Linked DNA regions of Mus musculus: region 2 is linked to region 1. The links are chromatin loops, found by intact Hi-C in ENCODE. Cell type or tissue: gastrocnemius. All regions are shown on one strand.

Region 1 (8,000 bases):
AGAGAAGAGAAGAGAAGAGAAAGAAAAGAAAAGAAAAGAAAAGAAAAGAAAAGAAAAGAAAAGAAAAGAAAAGAAAAGTAAAGAAAAGAAAAGATGGCTCAGAGGTTTGGGCACATTCAGGTGAAGCTTGATGGAGCAAGGAGGTAATACATGTGATCAAATTTCATGCTGTATTCATATGAGATTTTCAAGAAAAAAGAAATACTATTAAGAAAGAAATCAATATATTCTACCAAGTCAGAAATGAACATAAACCTGAGAGCTTATACACTACAACACCTTGAAGTGGAAAGTAGACAGACATATGTACATTTTATGGACTTATGCTTAGGTTTCTAGGGACACACAGGTGTCCTACTGTGTTATTTCTAACTGATGCGGCTGTGTGGAGTGCAGCCAGCACTAAGCTCAGGGGAAGCAGAACAAAGTATTTTTCCTGCTTTGATTGATAAAATTTAAATTATTATTATTATTATTATTATTATTATTATTATTATTATCATTAAATATTTCTTTACAGTCCAGTCATCACTGTCCTAGTCTGCCCTCTATCTGATCTTCATCCCATACATTATCCCCTGTCTCCAGGAGGATGTCCCTACCCTACCCCATGCTGCTCCACTAGATCTCCCCACTCTCTGAGTTCCTAAGTCTCTCAAGGTTTAGGTACATCTTCTCTCACTGAATCCTTACTCAGTCCCCTCTACATATGTTTCAGGAGCCTCATATTACCTGGTGTATCAAAAGAAAGTCTTTAATGACAGTCTACAGTCTGTGTTCTCCTTTGCCAAACCAGAAAGGGAAAGAAAGGGGTCTGGGACAAATGCAGATTCAGGTCCCAACTTACCTTCATAGTATCTGCACGCCAGGCAGGTAAGTGAAGGCATTGTCTGGGGTAGCAGAACTAGTCTGTTTCTGAGTGACCACCAAAATAGAGAGGATCTGGAGAAGACCCTCTTCTTCAGAGATTTAGGCTTTGTTCAGTAAGAGGAAAACCATCCACAAGGATGTCCTTAATGAAGAGATGGTCCTTGCTTATTCATACTGATTTATTTAATGGTGGTTGTGATTGTATGTATGTGAACCACAAATTAAATACCTTTTAGAGCTGCTCATAGGCTAAAATTATGGGGTTATATCTATGGTTCATTACCATCAAGACATAAATCCATCTGATCTTGGGTCTTCTTAATTAGGACATTTTAATGTCTGATTTTATCATGTGTAGGGGTTATAATGATGTTTAAATAGTTTACTTAATCTTCATTTAACTCTGATAAGTGGTATCTGTCTAGAGAATTTTCCATTTTCTTAAGATTTTCCAGTTTTGTATATTACATATTTTTTTTAACTAAGACCTAAAGATTCATCGAATTTCTTCAAGATCTCTTATTATATATCTCTTTTCAGATCTGATTTTATTTATTTAGATTCTGTCTCTGTGTCTTTTCATTAAGCTGGCTAAGGGTCAGTCTGTCTATATGGTTGATTTTCTCAAAGAACCAACTTTGGTTTTGTTGACTATTTGTATTATTTTCTTTGTTTTTAACTGATTGACTTGAGATCTGATTCATATAATTTTGGGTCATGTACTCCTCTTTGCTTTCCTTCCTTCTTTTTTCCTAGAACTTTCAGGTGTACATTTAACTTGATAGTAAGAGAAAATTCTAATTTTTTCTGGAGGCACTTGTGGAATGAACTTTCCTTTAACATTGCTTTCATTGTGTCCTGTAAATTCAGGTATGTTCACTTTCATTGAATTTTAGGAAGTCTGTAATTTCTTGCTTCTTTACTTTACTCAGAGATCATTGAGAAGAGAGTTGTTCAATTATCATCAGTGTGAAGGCTTTCTATTGTTTCTGTTTTTGATGTTCAGATTTAGTTCATGGTGGTCAGATGAGACAGAAAGCAGTATTTTAATTTTCTTGTGTCTGGCAAGGCTTGCTTTGTGACTGACTATATACTCAGTTTTGGAGAACGATCTATGAGGTGCTGAGAAGAAGGCATTTTGTTTTGTGTTTGGGTGCAATATTATATAGTTGTAGGTTAGGATCATTTCATTCATAATATCTGTTAATTTCATATATTTCTCTGTTTAGCTTTTATCTGGATGACCTACCAATTAGTCAGACTCCACTGTTGAAGTACCCTCCTGTTAATGTTTGCAGTTTGATGTGTGATTTAAACTTTAGCAATGTTTGTTTTTCAAATGTACGTGCCCTGGTCTGAGTATAGTTGTCCAGAATTGAGATATCATAAGGTTAGAATTTTCCTTTGAGTAGTATGAAGTGTTGTTCCATGTCTCCTTTGATTAATCATGGATGAACATATATTTTATCTGGTATTAGAATGGCTACTATAACTTTCTTCTTCAGTCCATTTGCTTAGAATACTTTTTCCAGCTGTTTACTCTGGTGTAATGTCTATCTTTATTTTGGAGGTGTGTTGTTTGTATGCATCACAATAACGGATCATGTTTTTGCATCCTTTCTGTTAGGCTGTGTCTCTTTATTGCAGAATTGAGTCCGTTGATAGTGAAAGATATTAATGACTAGTGATGATTATTTCTTATATTGATGGTCGTGGTGGTGGTGGTAGTGTGTGTGTGTGTGTGTGTGTGTGTGTGTGTGTGTGTCCTTCACTTGTTTGTTCAGGTATAGAGTTACTTACTTTCTATATTTACATGGGTGTATTTACCCTTATTGGGTTTGAGTTTTCCTTCTAGTACATTCTGTAGGGCTGGATTTGTGGATAGATACTCTCTGGGTTTGGATTTTTCCTGAAATATGTTGTTTTCTCCATCTATAGTGACTGATAGGTATTATAGTCTATATTGGGCACTGTGGATTTTTAGAGGTTGCATAGGATCTGTCCAGTTCCTTCTAACTTTGAGAGTCTTTGTTCATAAATGAGTTGTAATTCTCATAGTACTGCCTTTGTATGTTATCTCCCCCTTTCCCCTTGCTTCTTTTAATATCCTTTTTTTGCTGTGTATATTTTCTGTTTTAATTATTATGCAGGAGGAGGAACTTGAGCTAACTAAAACATCCTAATGACAACAATAACAGTGAAAGATACAGAAAAATGTGGAGCCAATTGTGGGAAGCCACATGGGCCATTGCAGGATGGTTGTGGCTACCGCTGGCCACCACACATACATAGGCAGTAAAGTTCTTTTTACCAAGGGGAGGTTTTGAGAATTAACCAATCAGATGAGAGAGAAGTTAACCAATCAATCAAGTGAGAGAGAAGTTAACCAATCAGATGTAGGCATGCAAATGAGGTGGTAAGCATAACCCAAGCACAACCAATCCGGGTGTGAGACACGCCTCTCCTAGGCCTATATAAGGAGCACCAGTTCTGGGCTTGGGGTCTCTTTGCCTCTGCAATCAAGCTCTACCAATAAACGTGTGCAGAAGGATCCTGTTGCAGTGTCCTTCTTGCTGGTGAGTTGGGCTCGCACAAGAGCCAATTACAAAACTGTTCATAGTATATGACACTCTACACTAGGCTAACCTCATTTATAGTATAAGACAGCACATGTCTACTTGTTGGGGGCCAGGTACAAGGTTCAGAAAAGAAGGTTGGAAGGTACCTATATTGTTCTATTTTAGTGTGATGGTTTCTATTCATGTGATGAAACACCATGAGCAAAGGAACTTGAAAGAGGAAAGGATTTATTTGAAATGGAAGAATTCATTCCTATATTTCTAATTAGCAAATAGTTCCCAATGTGGTGCCTTGGTGCTGGCGGTGACTGGAGTGCAGCCAGCATTAATCTCAATGGAGGCAGAATGAAGTCTTTAATGGTGGTATACCATCTGTTTTCCTTTTCCAAACCAGAAAGAGAAACGGAGTGATCTTTGGCAAATGGAATGGTTCTTGGTCATCACTTACCTTTAGGTCATCCACATACCAGGAAGAAGGGAGAAGGCAGAACCTGGGAGGGACAGAACTGGTCTGATTCTAAGTGAACACCAAAAGTAAGGAGTGGGTAAATAAGTCCTTTTTCTTCACGAGACAGAGGCTCAACTCTTTAAGATGAAGGCCCTCCTGGGGGTTTTCCTTTTTGAAGAGTTGAATCTTCTTTGTTCATACTGGTTTATTTGATGGTGTATGTGAATGCATATACTTTATTTCTGGTGAACTAGGAATTATATAACCTTTGTGGAAAAGAATATCCAATAAGGAAGTCAACTGGCTGAATGATAGGTTGTCTCCATACTGCATAAGCATGAAGAACTAAAACCATCTGGCCCTAGGATTTATTGTTTGGGAGATCTTTTGAGACTGTTTTTATTCTTTTTATTTTATTTTTAATTTATTTGTTACACTCCATATTCCATTCCCTAACACCTCATCCTCCCTCCATCTGCTCCACATCCAAATCCTCCTCCATACCCCACCCCATCTCCACGAAGATGCCCCAACCTCACCTGACCTCTAAACTCCCTAGGGCCTCCAGTCTCTTCAGGGTTAGGTGCATCATCTCTGAAAGAGCACAGACCCAGAAGTCCTCTACTGGATGTGTGTTGGGGGCCTCATATCAGGTGGTGTATGCTGTATGTTTGGTGGTTCAGTGTTTGAGAGATTTCAGTGGTCTGGATTGAGACTGCTGTTCCTCCTGCAGGATCGCCCTTCTCCTCAGCTTCTTCCGGCCTTTCCTAATTCAAGAATTGCTGCTTCTGTCCCTTGGTTGCATGCAAATATCTGTATCTGACTGTTTCAGCTGTTTGTTGGGTCTTTCAGTGGTTCAGTTGTGATAGGTCACTTATTGTGAGCTCTCCATAGCCTCAGTAATAGTGTCAGGCATTAGGAACTCCCCTTGAGCTGAATCCAAATTTGGGCCTGTTGCTGGAACTTCTTTTCCTCAGGTTCCTCTCCATTTCTATCTATGTTATTCTTTCAGATAGGACCAATTATCAGTCAGAAATGTGAGTGTGGGATTGCAACCATATCCCTCATTTGAAGCTCTGTCTTCATGCTGGAGGTAGGCTCTATAAGTTCCTATTCCCTACTGTATATTATTTCATCTATTGTCCCTCCCTTTCAGTGCTGGGAGTCTCTCACTTCCCAGGTCTCTGGTGAACTCTGAGTGGTCCCCAAGAACCTCCTATTTCCTGAGTCTGCCTGTTTACATTCCTTTTTCTGGCCCTTAGGATTTCAGTCCGTTTCCCTCACTCAATACCAAATAAGGATACCCCTCCCAGTCAACTCCACCCTATCTACTTTTCTTCCAAGGTCCCTTCCTCCCTCCCCACAAGTGATTTCTTTCTTCTCTGTCCCAAGGGGGAATGAGGCATCCTCATTTGGGCATGAGCTTGTTGAGCTTTTTGAGATCTGTGGACTATAACTTGGGTATTCTGTACTTTTTTTTTTTTGGTTAATATACACTTATTAGTGAGTGCATACTACACATGGCCTTTAGGGTCTAAGTTATCTCCCTCATGAAGATATTTTCTAGTTCCATCCATTTCCCTGCAAAACTCAGAATGTCTTCGACATTCTTCTTCTTGTTCTTCTTGTTCTTCTTGTTCTTGTTCTTCTTATTCTTGTTCTTCTTGTTCTTCTTGTTCTTGTTCTTCTTCTTCTTCTTCTCCTTCTTCTTTTATTGGATATGATTCTTAATTTGTATTTCAAATATTATCCCCTTTCCTTGTTTCCCTCCCTATCAGAAACACCCTATCACAACCTCCTTCCCTGTGATTCTACAAGGTTGGTCCTCTACTCACCTACACACTCCCAACTTCCTGCCCTCCATTCGCCTACACTAGGGCATCTATCAAGCCTTCTTAGGACCAAGGACCTCTCCTTTCATTGATGCATCACAAGGCCATACTCTGCTACATATGCACCTGGAGTTTTGTCTACTCCTTTTTTGATGGCTTAGTCCCTGGGAGTACTGGGGAATCTGGTTGTTTGATATTGTTGTTCTTCCTATAAGGTTGCAAACCCTTCCAACTTCTTCAGTCCCTCTCTAACTCCTCTATTAAGGACCCTGCACTGAGTCCAATGGTTGTCTGCTAACATCTGACTCTGTAATTATAAGGCCCTGGCAGGGCCTCTCTGGAGACTGTCATATAAGTTATTTTTTTTTCCGTACATGCTTTTTGTTACCCACAATAGTGGCTTGGTCTGGTAACTCCATATGAGATGAATCCCGAAGTGGGACAGTCTCTGAGTGGCCTTACCTTTAGGCTCTGCTCTACACTTTATCTCAATATTTGATCCTATGAGTATTTTGTTCTCCCACTAAGAAAGACCAAAGTATCTAACTATGCTGCTACTGGGCATATGCACAAGAGATGCTCCACCATAACATTAGGATCTGTGCTATGTACATAGAAGCTTTATTCTTTATAACAAACTGAAAGCAACACAGATATCCCTCATTAAAGAATCAATACTGAAAATGTTGTCCATAAACACAATGAAATGCTGTTCTGCTGTTAAAAAAAAAAAAGGACATCTTGTATTTAGCAGCCAAATGAATGGAATTAAAATAATTCATGATGAATGTTGTAACCCAGACCTAAAAAAAAAAAAAAGCAAAAACAAAACAAACAAAGAAACAACAACAACAACAACAACAACAAAAAAAAACATGAATGGTATTTTCTCAGCGATAAGGCAGATAACACAGAAGAGACAAACACCTCTAGAGAGGCAGGACTCCCAGTGGATGAATGAGGAAAGGTAACAACAAAACTTTCAAAGCAAAGCTTGCCCTATTTACATAAAATGCAGGGACAAAAATGTAATAGAGATTGAAAGAATGGCCAATCAATAACTTATCAAACTTGAGAAGCATGCCCTGGTTACATATCAGTCCTTGGCTCTGTTAATGATATGATCTTTTTCTTGTAGAGAGGAGCCTAGCATAATTCTTTTCTAAAGGGCTCCTTCCAGCAGCTGAATTAAACAGATACAGACACCCATAACTAAGCACTGGATAGAGAACAGGAACTCTTATGGAAGGGTTGAGGAAAGGAATGAGATAGGAACTCAAACAGAGTCAAATAACCTGGACCCTTGGCAGCTCTCAGAGGCTGATCAACTAAGGAAAGGGCATCCATGGTCTGAGAAACTCCCCAGGCAATTAGGGCTGCCTTGTCTGGCTATAGTGTGAGAGGATGCCCTTAACGAAGCAAATACTTGATGGGGCAGGCTGTGTAGATACACCGGGACTCCACCCTATCAGAGGAGAAGGGGAAAGAGAATGGGAGGAGGGATTCTGTGACAGTGGGACTAGGAGTGGAGACTCTGTTTGGGATGTAAATACATAAATAAATTTGAAAAATAAGTTCTGTAGATGTAAATTCTATATGTAATATCTTTTTAAACTAAGAAAACTTGAAACAATCACACACATTCTAGGAATGAATCAGTGATGCCTATTATACCAATACCTATTTAATACTATACTCTGTATTCTATCTGGAAAAGGAAGGAAATTAAAATTTTACAGGTAAGAAAGAACGAATGAAGCTATCCCTATTTGCAGATGACATGTCATTATATAATAGGTCTAAAAACAAATAAATACCTTCTAGAAATGACAGAAAATTTTTGTCACTGTGATTTTTAACTTTACCAAGACTATGAAAAGGAATTAAAAACAAAAACCTTAAACCAGAAATACAGAAACAGTTGGAATAAATGATACATAATGCACTATATCATAGCTATAAATAAATTAATATCTATACAATCTATATTAAGAACATCATTTTTATCTTTGCCTATACAAATATAACTACAGGTAAATGGTAGATAGATATAACTTCATAGAAGTTTATCTATATGTTATATGATGAAATAGATATGTATACATATATAAACATAGAGAGGTAGATAGGTAGATAGACTGTATATATGGTTATATACATGGTTAAATACACAGTTTTCAATTATTGATCTTAGTTCTTGAGAACTGTATTCTTTTACGTAAATATACTCATATGACACACACACACACACACACACATATATATATATAT
Region 2 (8,000 bases), 220 kb after region 1:
TTTATAGGAAAACAGGGAAAAATATATGATAAAATCTGAAGTGCTCCAACATCCCATAAAGATATTTCCTCAGTGGCACTCATAGGAGTTTTATTTGTAAAAGCTACAAGCTATAAACAACCTAGATGGAAACCTCATCTGACAAATGGATAAAGAAAATATGGTAAATCTATACAAAGGAATACTGTTCAGATGTGGAAAAAAAAGACCTCATGAATTTTCAGGCAAATGGATATAACTTGAGACTATCAGCCTGTTTGAGACAACCCAGCCCCCAAACAATATGCATGATACACACACACACATACACACACACACAAACACACACACACACACACACACACACACACACACACACACATATATATATATATATATATATATATATATACATATCTCATAAAAATGTACCATATTACACTCTTAAGACCAAAAGATCCTTCAAATGAAGAAATGTCCAACCAAGGAAGCCTGAATTTCACTTAGAAAGGAGAATTAAATAGCATAAAAGCCAGATGGAAAAGGGAACTGGGAGAGTCTGTGGGTTAGGGGGGGGAATGTGGGTTTCAGGATCAGGCATAAAGAAGAACATGATAGAAGGACTGATGCTTATGAAAATAAATAGAAATCTGCAATTGATGGTGGTCGGTGATGGGAGGTATCTTCAGGATAAGATAGGTACCAGATATAAGGGAAGAATCAATGAATCACTTGGGGTGATCTTAGATGTGATTGGCTATATTGGAGATATGGATTCTGAAGGGGTGACCTCCTGTATTCAGGCATGGATGTAAACAGAGTGTTAGAGATACCAACCTACACAGAAATTTTTCAAATCTAAATTTATCCTGTCAAAAAAAAAAAAAAAACAATTATTCAGGATGGAGCAGAAATTAAGGGAATATCCAACTAGTAACTGGATGAAATTGAGACCTTTCCCATGTGCAAGCACCAATCCATAACTTTATTTATTATACTCTGTTATTCTTGCAGACAGGAGTTTATTGTCCTCTGAGAAGCTTCATCCAGCAGTTGACTCAGACAGATACAAATATCATTGGACAAACAGTGGATGGTTCTTGGGGACTCTTATGGAAGAAAAGGAAGCAGTATTGTGGGTCCCAAAAGGGATAAAAAGTCCACAGGAAGAGTAGCAGAGTCAAATAACTAGGACCTATGGATCTTTAAGAATTGGAACCACCAACCAAACTGAACCTAGGCATATATGAAGCAGGTGTGCATCTTGACCTTCAGGTGGTTCCTGGAAACTGGAATGTGGGCTATCTGAAAAGCTATTTTGTGTACATGGTATATGTTTGGCTATCTGGGCTACCTGGTGTGGACTCAGTGGGAGAGGAAGCATTGAGTCTGGTAGGGAATTGAAGTGCCATCTTGGAGTTATACCCATGGGAGTTTTACCTCTTCAAATAGAATTGCATAGGGGATGGGGGAAGGATTGTGGAATGGGTGACCAGGAGTGAAGCAATAATTCACATATAAAGTGAATTAGAAAAAAAAAAGCAAATTAAAAATAGGATATGATCTAAAATGTAAATAAAAAAAAATCAAGGAAAAAATACATGTTAAAATTTTAAGTATACCAGTAAAAGCGTATCAGGCACATAAGAATAGAGGATTTCACCGCAATACCTCCCCTGGGCATATATCCAGAAGATGTCCCAACCGGTAAGAAGGACACATGCTCCACTATGTTCATAGCAGCCTTTGGTTGGTGATTTTTCCCCTAAGAGCTCTGAAAGATCCAGCTAGTTGATATTGCTATTCATATATGATTAAATCCCATTCAGCTCCTTTATTCCTTCCCCTTGCTCATCCATTGGGGTCCACAGCTCAGTGTGTATCTGCATGTGTGTTTGTCAAATGCTTGTAGAACCACGCAGGGAACAGCCAAACCAGGATTCATTTAGCAAGCACATCTTGGCATCATCAATAGTGTTGCAGATTGCTGTATACAGACTGGATGGTTACATAAGTAGGTTAGTCTCTATATGGCCTTTCCTTCATACTCTGTACTAATGTTTATCCCTGTCTTTCCTTTGGACAGAAAATTTCTAAGTTAAAATTTTTATATATGTGGTTAGTCTCATCCCTCAGGTTGAGGCTGTGCTTATCTATTGGAGATAGTCTGTTGGTTATATGTTCACTTTCTTGACTATTTTGGCTACACTCATTTGTGTCCTGGGACCCTCTACATTCCCTGAAATCTGGGACTTTCTAGTGGCTACCACCAGTTCCTTTTTATTTATTCCTACATGTTTCTATTCAATATCCTGAACCTCTGAATTTCTCTCCACTTTCTTTCAATACCTGAACTTGCTCCCCTCTTCTCCTCCCAAGTTCCACCTTCCCTCTACCTCCTGTGATAATTTTGTTTCACATTCTTTGTAGGATTGAAGCATCTAGATTTTGGTCTTACTTCTTCTAAATCTCCAATTTAAATCTAAGTTTGTGGCTCTTAATGTGCCTATTGTGCATTTTGGGGCTAATATCCAAGTATCATTGAGCATATAACATGAGTGTTCTTTTGTTTCTGAGTTATATTACTCAGGATGATACTTTCTTATTTCATCCATTTGCCTGTGGATTTCACGAAGTCCTTTAATTTCTTAGTGGAGTAGTACACTGTTGTTAAAATGTACCACTTTTTCTGTATTTATTATTATGTTGAAGGATATCTAGTTTGTTTCCATATTCTGATTATTACAAATTAGGCTGAAATAAATATAGTGGAGCATGTTTCCTTTTTATATGCTGTAGGAATTTTGAGTATACACCTAGTAGTGGTATAGCTTGGTCTTCAAGTAGAACTATTTCCAATTCTCTGAGGAACTGTGAAGTTGATTTCCATAGTAGTTTTAAAAGGGTGCAGTACCATCAGCAATGGAGAAGTGTTCGCCTTTCTCCACATACTTGACAGCATCTTCTACTTCCTGAGTTTTGGATCTTAGCCATTATGATTGGTCTGAGGTGAAATCTGAGGTCGTTTAGATTTGTATATCCATGATGATTAAGAATGTTGAACATTTCTTTAAGTGCTTCTCAACCATATGTTTTCCCTCATTTGGTAATTCTTATTTAGCTCTGTTCCACTTTTTTAACAGTCTTATTTTATCCTCTAAAGACTAACTTCTCAGTTATCTTTAATATTTCGATATTAGCCCTTTATCAGATGTAGAGTTGGTAAAGATCTTTTCTCAATAAGTGGTTTGCTCTTTTATCCTATTTATAATGTCCGTTGCCTAAGATTTTCAATATTATGAAGTCCTGTCAATTGTTGACTTTAGAGCATGAGCCAGTGTTGTTCTGTTCAGGAAATTTCCCCTTGTGCCAATGTGTTCAAGGTTCTTTCCCACTTTCTCTTCTATTAGATTCATTCAATCTGATTTTATGTGGAGGTTCTTGATCAACTTGGACTTGAGCTTTGCACAAAGAGATAAGAATGGATCAATTTGTTTTCTTTTACATGTCATCTACAAGTGGTAACAGCACCATTTGCTAAAAATGTTGTCTTTTTTCCACTGAATGGGTTTGTCTTCTCTGTCAAATATCATGTAAATTCTCTGTCCAAGTCATTTAAACAGATGTGTCTTCAATTAAATTCCATTCATCTAACAGCCTGTACCACCTCTATGCAGTTTTTAATCACTAGTATTCTGAACTACAGATTGTGGTCAGGGAAAGTGACTCCAACAGAAGATATTTATTGTTATAAATGGATTTTTCAGGGGCTGGAGAGATGGTCCAATGGTTAAGAGCACTGACTGATCTTCCAGAGGTCCTGAGTGCAATTCTCAGCAATCGAATGTTGTCACACAGCTATATGTAATTGGAATGGATGCCCAGTTCTGGTTTGTATAAAGACAGCAACACAGTGCTCAAATTCTTAAATGAATGAATGAATGAATGAATGAATGAATATTTTAAAATACATAGTGTGCAAATATGTAAAAATTTCTAATCATAAAACTGAGTTTACATGAGACTAAGGATGAATGGATATACTTGATTTCTACTGTGTGTCACTTGAGTCATTATTTGTCTGTGAGTATATGTGCATGTTTCTTGAATCTTTCATCTCATGGACTTTTGCAATAGCTCTCTGCCTTCCTTTTGCTGCAACCACTTAATATATTTCTTCATGTCATGCTGACCCATTTATGATTTTATTTTTATTGATAATCCAGAAGTATAATGTTGGTACTCCTCTGAAGCTTGTTGTGATTATCTCTGTTTCATGGTGGCTTTGGTGATCACCATTAGATCATTAAGGGATTATGCAATGTGTCCTCAAGAAGGTAACAGGTGTCTGCCTGTCTTCTTCACTTGTGTGTCCTCCATTAGACCACCTTCAGATTCTGTTTTGTGTAAGATGCCCTACATTTGTTTTGCTTGTGTTTGTCATTTCTGTGGCACTGTGATTTTATGGTGGTTGCCTAAAAACAATTTCCGTGTATGTCTTGTGTGTCTCTTTGTGAATATACTACAACTTTAAGACTAGATTTTTTTTTATTGTCAGGATCAAAGCAACAGAGAAATCACAAGTCAACAAGCATTTCAAAACCAAAGTTCACAAGGACATTACAAGTGACTACACAGCACGGTACTGACATTGAGGAATAGGGTCAAGAAAACTGAGAGATATGAATGTGGATCATGGAATAGAACATACTAATAGATCAATAATAAATTTCTTGAGTTTTATTATTGAAGTAGTATGTTGTGACAATTGTTTATTTTTTTTTAATTTTCATTAGATTTTTTTAGTTATATTTCAAATGTTATCTCCTTTCCTAGTTTCCCCTCCAAAAATTCCCTATCCCCTTCCCCATTCCTCTGCTTCCCAACCCACCTACTTCTGCATCCTAGGCCTGGCATTACCCTATACTGGGGCATATAAATTCACAGGAAAAAGGGTGTCTTCTCCCATTGGTGAGCAACTATGTTATTCTCTGCCACATATGCAGCTAGAGCCATGAGTCCCACCATGTGTGCTCTTTGATTGGTAATTTAGTCCTAGGTAGCTCTGGGAGATACTGGTTATTTCATGTTGTTGTTCCTCCTATGGGGCTGCAAACCTCTTCAGCTCCTTGGGTACTTTCACTAGCTTCTTCATTGGAGACCCTGTGCTAAATCCAAAGGATGATGGTGCGCATTCACTTTTATATTTGCTAGGCACTGGCAGAGCCTCTCAGGAGACAGCTATATAAGGCTCCTGTCAGCAAAATCTTATTGGCATCTGAAATAGTTTCTAGGTTCGGTGGTGGAAGGAATGAAGGAGTGAGGGTGGTTTTAACCACATAGGGACAACAGTATCAGTTAACCAGACCCCTAAAAGCTCACAGAGCTGAAGACAACAACCAAATAACATACATGGTCTGGTCTATGGCCCCCACTCCTTAAGTAGAAGAGGACTCCCAAGTCTGCCCTGAGTAAAGGGGATGTGCTTGATACCTCAGGGAAGGGGATTGGGTGGGTGCTCATTTGAAGGGGAACAACATTTTAAATGTAAACTCATAAAATAATAATAATAAGGAAAAAAGTCAACGTATCTTTTTTACCTTTCCTTCTCACGGCACACTGATATCTTTTTACATATACAGACATATTTTTTACTATAGTTATCAATATATAGACTAGTCACACTGAAATATAGACAATCTCCTGTATTCTTCACTGATTTCATTGCCTCAAAATTAGTATAAAACAAAATATATAATAGTCAGTTATTAAAATTTAAGCTTATATTGCAGACGACCATGATTTTTGAAGCAAAGTTTATTGACTAGAATGAATAGAATATGGAATTAAATAAATGTGTATCACTAAAATATGGTTTCCCCTAAACTTATGAAGTATTTTCTTAGGCCAGTGACTTAAATGGGTTGAGACTGTTGACACCAAACCTGACCATCTCAGTTTAGCCCTCAGATGCCTCATAATTAAAAGAGAGACTTAATTCCTTTCAGATGTCCACTAATTGCTCTTGTGCTGTGGGACCTGTATATGTGCATGCAAGTTAATCCACACAAAAATACATAAATATAGTAACAATAAAAATATTGTCTCTGATAACAGCTTAACAGTATCTTTATCCAGCAAGTAGAATTGTTTTCCATCATTACTGAAATAATAGGGAATAGTTTCATACTGAAGATGCTCCCATATTATACTTTGAGCAATGACAATATATTTAAAGGAAGAAATAAATGTATGTATAATACAATACAAGGTCTCATATGCCTACTTTTTATAGAAAAAAAAGGTGTGTAATAAAGGTAAAAATGATGGTTTATGGATACACTTTGTTTGTTTGTTTTTGTCTCTTTCTTCTTAATGTCAGAGCTAAGTTATTCATTGAAACATGGTGATTGAAAGACTTCCCTGTACTCAACACACTGCAGTCTCTGCTGTATTGTTTATTAGGTGCCAAATCTACATTGCAGTGAAAATAATTTTTAAAAGTTGAATAGAATATAAATCAAAGGAAAGGTGATACATACCTATAAACTCATCCTTTGAGAGTAAACATGGGTGATAAGATTTTGGGTGTCTGAATGAGCAGGATTACAAACCAGCTCAGACTGGACTTTGGAACAAGTATCTGATCAAATAATAATTAATAATTAAAAGTTTCTTCAATATATTTGAGAAAGGAAAGGAATCCAATTCCTTTATAGACCAGGGTTTGATAGAAGTAAGACTCCGAAATGATTAGCAGAATGTGTCAGGCAGTATTTTTCCTAATAGACAGGGCAACATGAGTAGTAAATCTATGAAAAATTATCAAATCTTAATTTATTAATGTGGACAGATACAAGGATGCACAAATGTAGCTTCAGAATTTGGGACAAAGAGGCAAGAAGTTCAGGAGTTCAAGGCTGACTTGGGCAAGTGAATTTGAATCAAAATACCACGATTATAATATGTGTCAAATAAGATAAAGCAGGAGTGTAATCTACAGAAATCAGATGGCAAAGGGAGCAACTTCAACAGTCAACAAATTTATTGAGCCTTAGATTAGTTGGGAGAAACAGACTTTTCAAATTTACCATAAGAAAAAATAGAAAGACAAATGGCCAAGCAACCCATGAATCAGAGACAAAACAGGTAAAATATAGTAGGAATAAGGATACACAATAGCTAGCCATGAGACATGGAGAGTTCTGTCAATACAGGATTGTGATGAACATAGAAAAAGAGGAAAAGGATCCTGCAGTCACTAACTATTCACAGATACATAAGAAGCACATAGTCTAAATCATGACCTCTTGACTTTACCTCACTTAGTGATGCTCTCATACATCTCTACCCAAGAAACACAAGGTAGGCTCACAGTTGCTCACTGGGTTGTTTAGCAGCTAACACTGTAACAAGTGTAGAGGTTATGGCACATTCCCATTGGAGAAAATGCTTGCTGAAGCCACAGAAAACTTCAGACAATTGAACTTTCTTACTAAAACTCAAGTCTGGCTGTAGTTACATGAACAGTTGCAACAGTAATGATGAAGAGTTCTGTAGAATAACCAAGGTTTATGAAGATCTATTAATCAGGATGAAGGTTTGCTCTCAGCTTCTTGTATGTAACTCCAAATGTTGTCTGCTGCACACATTTGACTCTGTATAGTGCTATAGACTATAAATAATTTAGTTAAATTTGTCCAGCCATTGTGGCAAACACTGGCAACTCTACGCATTGTAAATTATAAGCAGGAGGAACAGGAATAGCCTCTTTGAAATGATGCTTCACATAGAAACTTTGTATACTTTTCTTCTTATATATAGAAAAACAAAAGTTAATAACAATAATAATTGATATGCTACGAACATATTAATCTATCTGATAATATATAATTTGTTTCATGGTAAACCCTGTCACAGCCTTCTTGCGAGTATTGTTGGAGGAGATATAAAGTTATTTTTCTTTTGATTTGGAACAAAGATGTCCACTCTGCCAGGGCCACATTGAGACTAGAAGTGAG

The links. A loop is a pair of places that touch in the nucleus more often than their neighbours do. Peaks named below come from ENCODE experiments on the same cell type or tissue, not always from the same donor. Only the 100,000 strongest peaks of a DNase experiment are listed, where the experiment ranks them.
Region 2: it touches region 1 in a loop (4-fold over the local background); 7 of 42 quality-filtered maps call a loop at or near these places.

What each region holds. Positions count from the first base shown.
Region 1 is chr6:130,618,600-130,626,599 of GRCm38, forward strand. No RefSeq gene overlaps it. Among named protein-coding and RNA genes, the nearest start is that of Gm38706, 43 kb to the left of the region's middle. In gastrocnemius, no CTCF peak of the experiment used is centred here; a DNase peak (open chromatin) is centred at 3,786.
Region 2 is chr6:130,840,800-130,848,799 of GRCm38, forward strand. No RefSeq gene overlaps it. Among named protein-coding and RNA genes, the nearest start is that of Gm6600, 97 kb to the left of the region's middle. In gastrocnemius, no CTCF peak of the experiment used is centred here; no DNase peak of the experiment used is centred here.